2 separate regions of the Homo sapiens genome follow, and region 1 is linked to region 2. A link is an interaction called in ENCODE POLR2A ChIA-PET data of the cell type or tissue named here. Cell type or tissue: Panc1. All regions are shown on one strand. Links, peaks and the distances in the headings refer to the core of each region. The heading gives the core; the rest is flanking DNA. Region 1 overlaps COL26A1 (collagen type XXVI alpha 1 chain). Region 2 has its middle 3.4 kb from the start of EMSLR.

Evidence for each region. Peaks named below come from ENCODE experiments on the same cell type or tissue, not always from the same donor. Only the 100,000 strongest peaks of a DNase experiment are listed, where the experiment ranks them.
Region 1: POLR2A ChIA-PET joins it to region 2 with 9 read pairs; 4 of 35 experiments call an interaction of 5 or more read pairs at or near these places.

Annotation. Positions count from the first base shown.
Region 1 is chr7:101,384,223-101,388,613 of GRCh38, reverse strand. The region is part of intron 1 of COL26A1 (collagen type XXVI alpha 1 chain); the gene reads right to left. Among named protein-coding and RNA genes, the nearest start is that of COL26A1, 24 kb to the right of the region's middle. RefSeq lists an enhancer at 1,721-2,336. In Panc1, for the core only: no CTCF peak of the experiment used is centred there; no DNase peak of the experiment used is centred there; H3K4me3 peaks cover 518 bases; H3K27ac peaks cover 1,374 bases.
Region 2 is chr7:101,302,692-101,307,082 of GRCh38, reverse strand. No RefSeq gene overlaps it. Among named protein-coding and RNA genes, the nearest start is that of EMSLR, 3.4 kb to the left of the region's middle. RefSeq lists enhancers at 3,572-4,274, 4,275-4,391. In Panc1, for the core only: no CTCF peak of the experiment used is centred there; no DNase peak of the experiment used is centred there.

The DNA of each region.
Region 1 (4,391 bases), core at 79-4,078, 82 kb before region 2:
CGAGCCTGGGCAACAGAGTGAGACTGTCTCAAAAAAAAAAAAAGAAAATAGGTGGTGATTGCCAGGGGCCAGGGGAGGACAGAAATGCAGTTAGCATTTCACAGGTACAGAGTTTCGGGGCTTTTTGTTTGTCTGTTTTTGAGACAGAGTTTTGCTCTTGTTGCCCAGGCTGAAGTGTAATGGCGCGATCTCGGCTGACTGCAACCTCCGTCTCCCGGGTTCAGGAGATTCTCCTGCCTCAGCCTCCCAGATAGCTGAATTACAGGCTTCCACCAGCACACCCAGCTAATTTTTTGTATTTTTAGTGGAGACAGGGTTTCACCATGTTGGCCAGGCTGGTCTTGAACTCCTGACCTCAGGTGATCCACCCGCCTTAGCCTCCCAAAGTACTGGGATTACAGGCGTGAGCCACGGCGCCCGGCCCAGAGTTTCAGTTTTGCAAGATGAAAAGAGTTCCAGAGATGGATGGTGATGGTGATTGCATGACAATGTAAATGTCTTTAATGCCACTGTGCTATACACTGGGAAATGGTTTAAGATGGTAAATTTTGGCAGGGCGCAGTGGCTCACGCCTGTACTCCCAGCACTTTGGGAGGCTGAGGTGAGCAAATCACTTGAGGCTGGGAGTCCGATACTTGGCCAACATGGTGAAACCCCTCTTTAATAAGAAACAAAAACTAGCCAGGTATGGTGGCGCATGCCTATAGTCCCAGCTACTCGAGAGGCTGAGGTATGAGAATCGCTTGAACCCAGGAGATGGAGGTTGCAGTGAGTCGAGATTGCACCACTGCACTCCAGCCTGGGTGACACAGTGAGACTCTGTCTTAAAAAAAAATATATATATATATATATATATATAAATATATATATATATATAATTATATTAAAATATATGTTAAAAAATATTACAATATATATATAAAATCTCTCTCTTTATATATATATGTATGTATTTATATATATATAAAGAGAGAGAGAGAGAGCGAGAGAGAGAATGCTTCACACTGCACTCCAGCCTGGGTGACAGAGTAAAACTCTGTCTCAAAAAAAAATAAAAATAAAAAGAAGAAAATAAAAGACAGTAAATCGTCTGTTAGGTCTATTTTACCACAATATAAATAATAAAAAGTTTAAAATGTTTGCAAAATACAATGATAAATGATTTTTCACTTTTCCAGATTTTCCAGGTTTTCTATAATAAATATAATCAAGGGGGAAAAAATAAACTTTTTTTTTTTTCAGTGTGTCGGGTTTCTTTCACCTAAACATCTGTGCTGACCACAGGAGCCTGAACCCTGAAGCACCCAGAGCCTGCTGGGCTATGGGCTTCCATCAGCTTTTTCTACCTGACACGAACATTTGGTTTCCATTCCCAACTCTTCTCATAATTCTTGGAGATCATCTCGTGCCGGTTTCGGGTCCAGCGGAAAGAAAGCAGCTCTTGGGAGTGTCAGCTTGCATCCCGTGGGGGTGGCTTTGGCTCAGCCAGCAGTGAGTCTGCCTTTCCCAGTGGCACCCCTGGCCGCCCCCAGAGCCCATCCATCCTGCAAGCTACCCACCCGCTGTCAGCAAAGCAGGCGCGTTTCCTGGTGTGCGGTAACCCTACCCCGGCTCTGCTCCCCAGGGGCGTGGCCAGGTTCTGGGATTAATCTAGGGCAGATGCTCTGTCCGACGCTGAGACAGCTGTCCCCACAAGCAGCTGTCCCGGACCTAGGCCTAGCAGGCAGACAACTTGCAATGCTACCACCCCCTTCCAGTACAGAATATTGAGCTTTCCTGCCAAACTCCTTACTCAGGCAACAGCCTGGACCCTCACATTGGGTCTGGGTCCACCGTGCTCCCTGTTCACTCCTGGTTCACTTCGGGTCAGAATCCAACTCCAGCCTTGTGAGCTCCTGCGTGAGTTGGACTTTGCAGCCCAAAAAGTCAACACAGCGCTGTCCCAGTGGGTCCAGCTGCCGTTGATTCAATAAGGGATTGTTTTAATTCACATCCTGTGCTCAGTGCTGGATTACCTGTCGTGACAGACATAACCTTCTGGGACAGGGCTCCTGACCCCCAGGGGCCTGCGGTTCAGCTGCAGATGAAGTGCGTGAAACGAGAACAAAGCAAGCCAGGGCCAGGTGCGGTGCACCGCTGCACTCCAGCCTGGGCAACAGAGTGAAACCCTATCTCAAAAAAAATAAAGATTAAAATTAGCTAGGTGGTGCACACCTGTAGTCCTAGCTACTCAGGAGGCTTGCTTGAGCCCAGGAGGTTGAGGCTGCAGTGAGCCGTGATCGTGCCACTGCACTTAGCCTGGGCAACAGAGCCAGACCCTGTCTCAAAAAATTAAAAAAAAAAAAAAAAAAAAAAACAAGCTAGGACAGGACCAGAGGAGGCCTGCTCAGGGCAGACACTCGGCAGGAGATACACAATTCAGAATGCAGTCTGGCCAACTGCAGCATCATCCCCTCTCTAGAACTTTTCTCTCCCCTCAGAGCCTTCTACTTCGGACATCCTCTGCAAAAAAGATGAAGCCCCACCCTTGATGAAACTCAACAAGGTTTTGAGGTTTTTTATTCCCCTATTTCTCTGAGGTATAACCAACATATAAAAATTGTGGCCGGGCGCGGTGGCTCACGCCTGTAATCCCAACACTTTGGGAGGCCGAGGCAGGCAGATCACGAGGTCAGGAGATCGAGACCATCCTAGCTAACTACTAGCTAACTAACATCCGGTCTCTACTAAAAATACAAAAAATTAGCCGGGCGTGGTGGTGGGCGCCTGTAGTCCCAGCTACTTGGGAGGCTGAGGCAGGAGAATGGCGTGAACCTGGGAGGCAGAGTTTGCAGTGAGCCGAGATCGCACCACTGCACTCCAACCTGGGCGACAGAGTGAGACTCAAAAAACAAATAAACAAATAAATTAAAAAATTAAAAAAAATTTTTTTCAATTGTATGGGGCCAGGCGTGGTGGCTCACGCCTGTAATCCCAGCACTTTGGGAGGCTGAGGCAAGTGGATCACTTGAGGTCAGGAGTTCGAGACCAGCCTGGCCAACATGGAGAAACCCCATCTCTACTAAAAATACAAAAATTAGCTGGGCATGGTGGCGGATGCCTGTGATCCCAGCTACTCAGGAGGCTGAGGCAGGAGAATCACTTGAACCCAGGCTGCGGAGGTTGCAGTGAGCCAAGATCACGCCACTGCACTGCAGCCTGGGCAACAGAGTGAGACTCCGTCACAAATATATATATATATATATACACACATATATATACACATATATATATATACATATTTAGTGTCGAGTATATATATACACACACACCGTATATACACACACATACTATATATATACACATATATATGTGTGTGTGTGTATATATATATATATATATAGTGTGTGTGTGTGTGTGTATATATAGTGTCAAATTGATTGGATTGAAGAATGCAAAGTATTGTTTCTAGTTGTTTCTGGGTGTTTTCAGAGGAGATTAACAGTTGAGTCAGTGGACTGGGTGAGGAGGACCCACCCTCAATGTGGGTGGGCACCATTCAATCGGCTGCCAGCGTGGCTAGAAAAAGCAGGCAGAGAAGGTGAAAGGAGCTGACTTGCTGAGTCTTCCAGCCTTCATTGTTCTCCCGTGCTGGAAGCTTCCTGCCCTCAAATATCAGACGCCAGGCTTTTCAGCTTTTGAACTCTTAAATGTACGCCAGTGGTTTGCCAGGGGCTTTCAGACCTTCAGCCACAGACTGAAGGCTGCACTGTTGGCTTCCTTACTTTGGAGGTTTTGGAACTAGGACGAACCACTGCTGGCTTCCTAGCTCCTCAGCTTGTAGACGGCTTATTATGGGACTTCACCCTGTGATTGCATGAGTCAATTCTCCTTAATCAACTCCCTTTCATATATACATATATATCCTATTAGTTCTGCCCCTCTAGAGAGTCCTAACACACACAATGACCAACACACATACACACACATTGGAAGACTATAAGAGTCTCCACTGGCCAGGTGCAATAGCTCATGCCTGTAATCCCAACACACTGGGAGGCCGAGGCTGGAGGATTGCTTGAGCCCAGGAGGTCAAGACCAGCCTGAGGCCAGGCACAGTACCTCATGTCTGTAATCCCAGCACTTTGGGAGGCCAAGGCAGGTGGATCACCTGAGGTCAGGAGTTCAAGATCAGCCTGTCCAACATGGTGAAACCCCATCTCTACTAAAAATACAAAATTTAGCTGGCTGAAGCCTGTAATCCCAGCTACTCGGGAGGCTGAGGCAGGAGAATGGTTTGAACCCCGGAGGCGGAGGTTGCAGTAAGCCGAGATGACGCTATTGAACTCTAGCCTAGGCAACACAGTGAGACTCCGTCTTAAAAAAAAAAAAAAAAAAAAAAAACCAGCCTG
Region 2 (4,391 bases), core at 97-4,096:
CAGGAGATTCGCTGGAACCCAGGAGGTGGAGGTTGCGGTGAGCCAAGATGGCACATTGCACTCCCGCCCCGGCAACAAGAGTGAGACTCCATCTCAAAAAAAAAAAAAAAGAAATGTTTTGTTTTTATATTATAAACCTAAAAATTTAGTCACTCAGTATTTTTTCATATTTAACAATACTGCTATCTTGTGACAAACTATCCATAACATAAAATTTGCCAATCTAACCTTTATTTTATTTTTTTTTTTTTGAGATGGAGTCTCACTCTATTGCCAGTCTGGAGTGCAGTGGTGTGATCTTAGCTCACTGCAACCTCCACCTCCTGGGTTCAAGCCATCCTCCTGCCTCAGCCTCCCGAGTAGCTGAGACTATAGGCGTATGCCACCACGCCCAGCTAATTTTTGTATTTTCAGTAGAGACAGGGTTTCACCATTGTCGGCCAGGATGATCTCAAAGTCTTGACCTTGTGATCTGCCCGCCTCAACCTCCCAAAGTACTGGGATTACAGGCATGAGCCACCGTGCCCAGCCTGCCTCTTTAGCCTAGGCTGGAGTGGAGTGGTGCCATCTGGGCTCACTTCAACCTCCATCTCCTTGGCCCAAGCCATCCTCCCACCTTAGCCTCCCAAGTAGCTGAGACTACAGGATCGCACCACCACGACCAGCCAAATTTTTACTGTAGAGACGGGGTTTCACCATGCTCCCCAGACTGGTCTCAAACTTGCGAGCTGAATCCATCCACCCACCTTACCAGGACCAGCCCATTCTAACCATTTGGAAGTATACAGTTCAGTAGCATTAAATACACTCACATTGTTATGCAACCATCACCACCATCCATCTCCAGAACTTTCTATGATCCCTAACTGAAACTCTATAACCATTGAACAACTCCCCTTTCCTCCTTCCCCCAGGCCCTGGCAACCACCATTCTATTCTATTTTTTGTCTCTGATGTTGCCTCCTCTAAGTCCTTTATACAAGGGGAATCATATGGTATTTGTTTTTTTGTTACTGGTTTATTCCAGGTAACCTAATGATCTCAAGGTTCACCTGATTGCAGCATGTGTCAGAATTTCCTTCCTTTTTAAGGTGAGCATGGTGGCTCATGCCCATAATCCCAGCACTTTGGGAGGCCAAGGCAAGTGGATGACCTGAGGCCAGGAGTTCAAAACCAGCCTGGCCAACATGGCAAAACCGTCTCTACTAAAAATACAAAATTAGCCAGGCGTGGTGGCGCATGCCTGTAATCCCAGCTACTCGGAAGGCTGAGGCAGGAGAATTGCTTGAACCCAGGAGGCTTGAGGTTGCGGTGAGCCGAGATCACGCCATTGCACTCCAGCCTGGGCAACAAGAATGAAACTCCATCTCTAAATAAATAAATAAATAAGCCAGACATGGTGGGGCACACCTGTAATCCCAGCTACTCAGGAGGTCGAGGCACAAGAATCGTGTGAACCTGGGAGGTGGAGGTTGCAGTGAGCCGACGTCTCGCCACTGTACTCTAGCCTGGGTGACAAAGAGAGACTCTGTCTGGAAAACAAAACAAAAAACCTTCTTTCCTTAAGAAGGTAGAATAATATTCCATCATATGGCCAGACCACATTTTGTTTATCCATTCATCTGTTGGCTATTTAGGTGTTTCCAACTTTTGACTTTAGTGAGTACACTGTAGCAGCATGGGTGTACAGCTCACCCAGGATATTTTGGAAGATTGTTGGCATTTATCTCCAAAAGTTTATTTATTTATTTATTTTTTGAGACGGGGGTCTCACTCTGTCATCCAGGCTTGAGTGCAGTGGTGCGATCTCAGCTCACTGCAAGCTCCGCCTCCTGGGTTCATGCCATTCTCCTGCCTCAGCCTCCTGGTAGCTGGGACTACAGGCGCCCGCCACCACGCCCGGCTAATTTTGTTTCTATTTTTAATAGAGACGGGGTTTCAGCATGTTGGCCAGGCTGGTCTTGAACTCCTGACCCTAGGTGATCCACCCTCCTCGGCCTCCCAAAAGTGCTGGGATTATAGGCCTGAGCCACCTCACCTGGCAGAGTGTGTTTTCCAGACTATGACAATTGCCTGGTAATTTAGCTTAAATTACATTCACCTGTTAGGATTACTGTGCGTACTGTTAATGTCAACTGAATCAAATCATCTTTCCATGACTGCTGCCTAACAAGAATCCATCTCAGCCAGCCCGGTGGCTCATGCCTGTAATCCCAGCCCTTTGGGAAGCCGAGGCGGGTGGATCACCTGAGGTCAGGAGTTTGAGACCACCTTGGCTAACATGGTGAAACCCCATCTCTACTAAAAATACAAAAATAAGCTGGGTGTGGTGGTACACGCCTGTAGTCCCAGCTACTCTGGAGGCTAAGGCAGGAGAATCTCTTGAACCTGGGAGACGGAGGTTGCAGTGAACCGAAATCATGCCACTGCACTCCAGCCTGGGCGACAGAGCAAGACTCAGTCTCATTAAAAAAAAAAAAAAAAAATCGACCTCATAAAATTGATCATCTCAAAAAGAAATTATTCTCATTTCACTTTAATGATTATCCAAGACCCCAGTATAAGAATTAACCCAGCAGATTTCGTTCACATTAATGGCCAGAGTATAATAACCCTTTAAATCTTTAAGAAACATGCTTCAGATTTCAAGTTTTGAGAGTCTTTCTTCTTCTTGTTCTAGTCTATCACTGAAGCTTTTGAGTTTACTTTGTATTTCATCCAGTGATTTCTTCAGCTTCAGAAGTGTCGTTAGGTTGTATTTAATAATATCACTGGAGTTGATAATTTTTTCCTGCAGTACGGTAACTCCTTCCATCTTTTTTCTCTGTTCTTTTCCAAATGATGCTTGTATTATGCCCACAACTGTATAATATGTATATTCAATTCTCTCTCCAAAATGTCTTCTGTTTCTTTTGGATGGGGATCTGCTGCTGGAGAATTACTGGGTTCCGTTGGAGGCGCCCCATTTCCTTGCTTTTTCATGTTTTCTGTGTCCTTCCGTTGAGATCTGTGCATCCTGTGAAAGTGGCTTCTTCCAAGTTTGTGAACTCGCTTTGTAGGGGAGGACTTCTTCCTGAAAATGTAGATAGGGTGTTGGTTAGCTGGGGCACTTTGGCTTTGATTTGGGGTAGTACTGTAGGCTCTGTATGATTTCTTGGGTGGCTTAGGGTGTGGTTATTAGTGGAGGCTGTGGTTGCTGGGGACTAGGCGGCCAGGTGGGCCAGTATTTGGGCCCCAGTGGTGGCCTGATCTTACCTATTCTTTAGTCCCAGAGCAGTGCATGCTGGCTCTGTTATTAGCGGGTTGTGGGGAGTGATTCGTGTGTCTCTAGGTGCCCTGCTCTAATGCTGGTAGTGGCAGCCACTGGCTGGGGGTGTGGCTGATCTCAGGCGTTGGGGCAGTGGGTGTGATGTGGGCAGGGTAGTTGCAGTTGGGGGGGCAACCCTCCGGAATCCAGGCGGTCCCTGCTGGTGTTGGTGGTGGCTGACCAGGTTGGGCGGGCACGCGAGTCCCCGGGCCTGTAGGTAGCCTGAGGTGTTATCCGCAGGCTGGGCCCCTGAACTCAGACACCGGGGAGGAGTGTTCAGCCGCCAACGGTGGCGGAAGAGGCAGAATAGTCACCAATCCCCAGGCCTCCGGCCCGCGTGCGCAAGTCCTCAGGAGGCAGAACCACCAGCGGACTGTCCTGAGGGCCCCGGGGTTCGGTCGCTGGCTAGGACGGACAGGGAAGGGCTGGTCCCCAGGAAAGCTCAGGCGGGGTAGAGCAGGCAAGCGGTTGGTTCGCGTCTGAGTCCCGCGGTGGCGGTGGGGTTATTAGTCTTTTCGGACGTATGAAAGCCTCTGGCCTCCCCGCTCCCTCCCTGGCCCTCAGCTGGGCGGCGGCGGCTGCAGCTGCAGCTGCTCAGGGCAGGGAAGCCCGTGGGCTCCACGTGGGCTCCTGCAACGCCGCTGGGGAATCTCTCGCCCGCTGCCCCCTACTCTGGAGGTCCACGAGGGTCAGGGGGCTGTGGAAGTCCGTGGGGGGACTGCGGAGCCCCCGGGGTCTCTCACTCACCCTTTCCCCGCGCGCAGGGGCTGCAGGCCGTCCTAGCCGATCCGATTTCTCCGCGCAGGCTGCCTGGGTGCCTCTGCTCCGCTCCTCGGGCTCCCAGTGGCTTCTCGGCTGAATCCCGCGTTCTCTTAGCCGATCGGCTGCAAGTGTGAAAACCTACCGGCGCCTTCGGTTCCCGCCAGAGGAGAGGCGCGTGCCGGCGGCATCCACCAGGCCATCTTGAGCCTATGGTCCTAGGTGGGAATGGGTCCCAAGTGCGCGAGTTACTCAAGGGCGTTCCCTGGAGGGTCCGGGTCGGCCCCGCCCTCCCCTTCCAGACTGGTCCGCAAGCTCCGTGTGC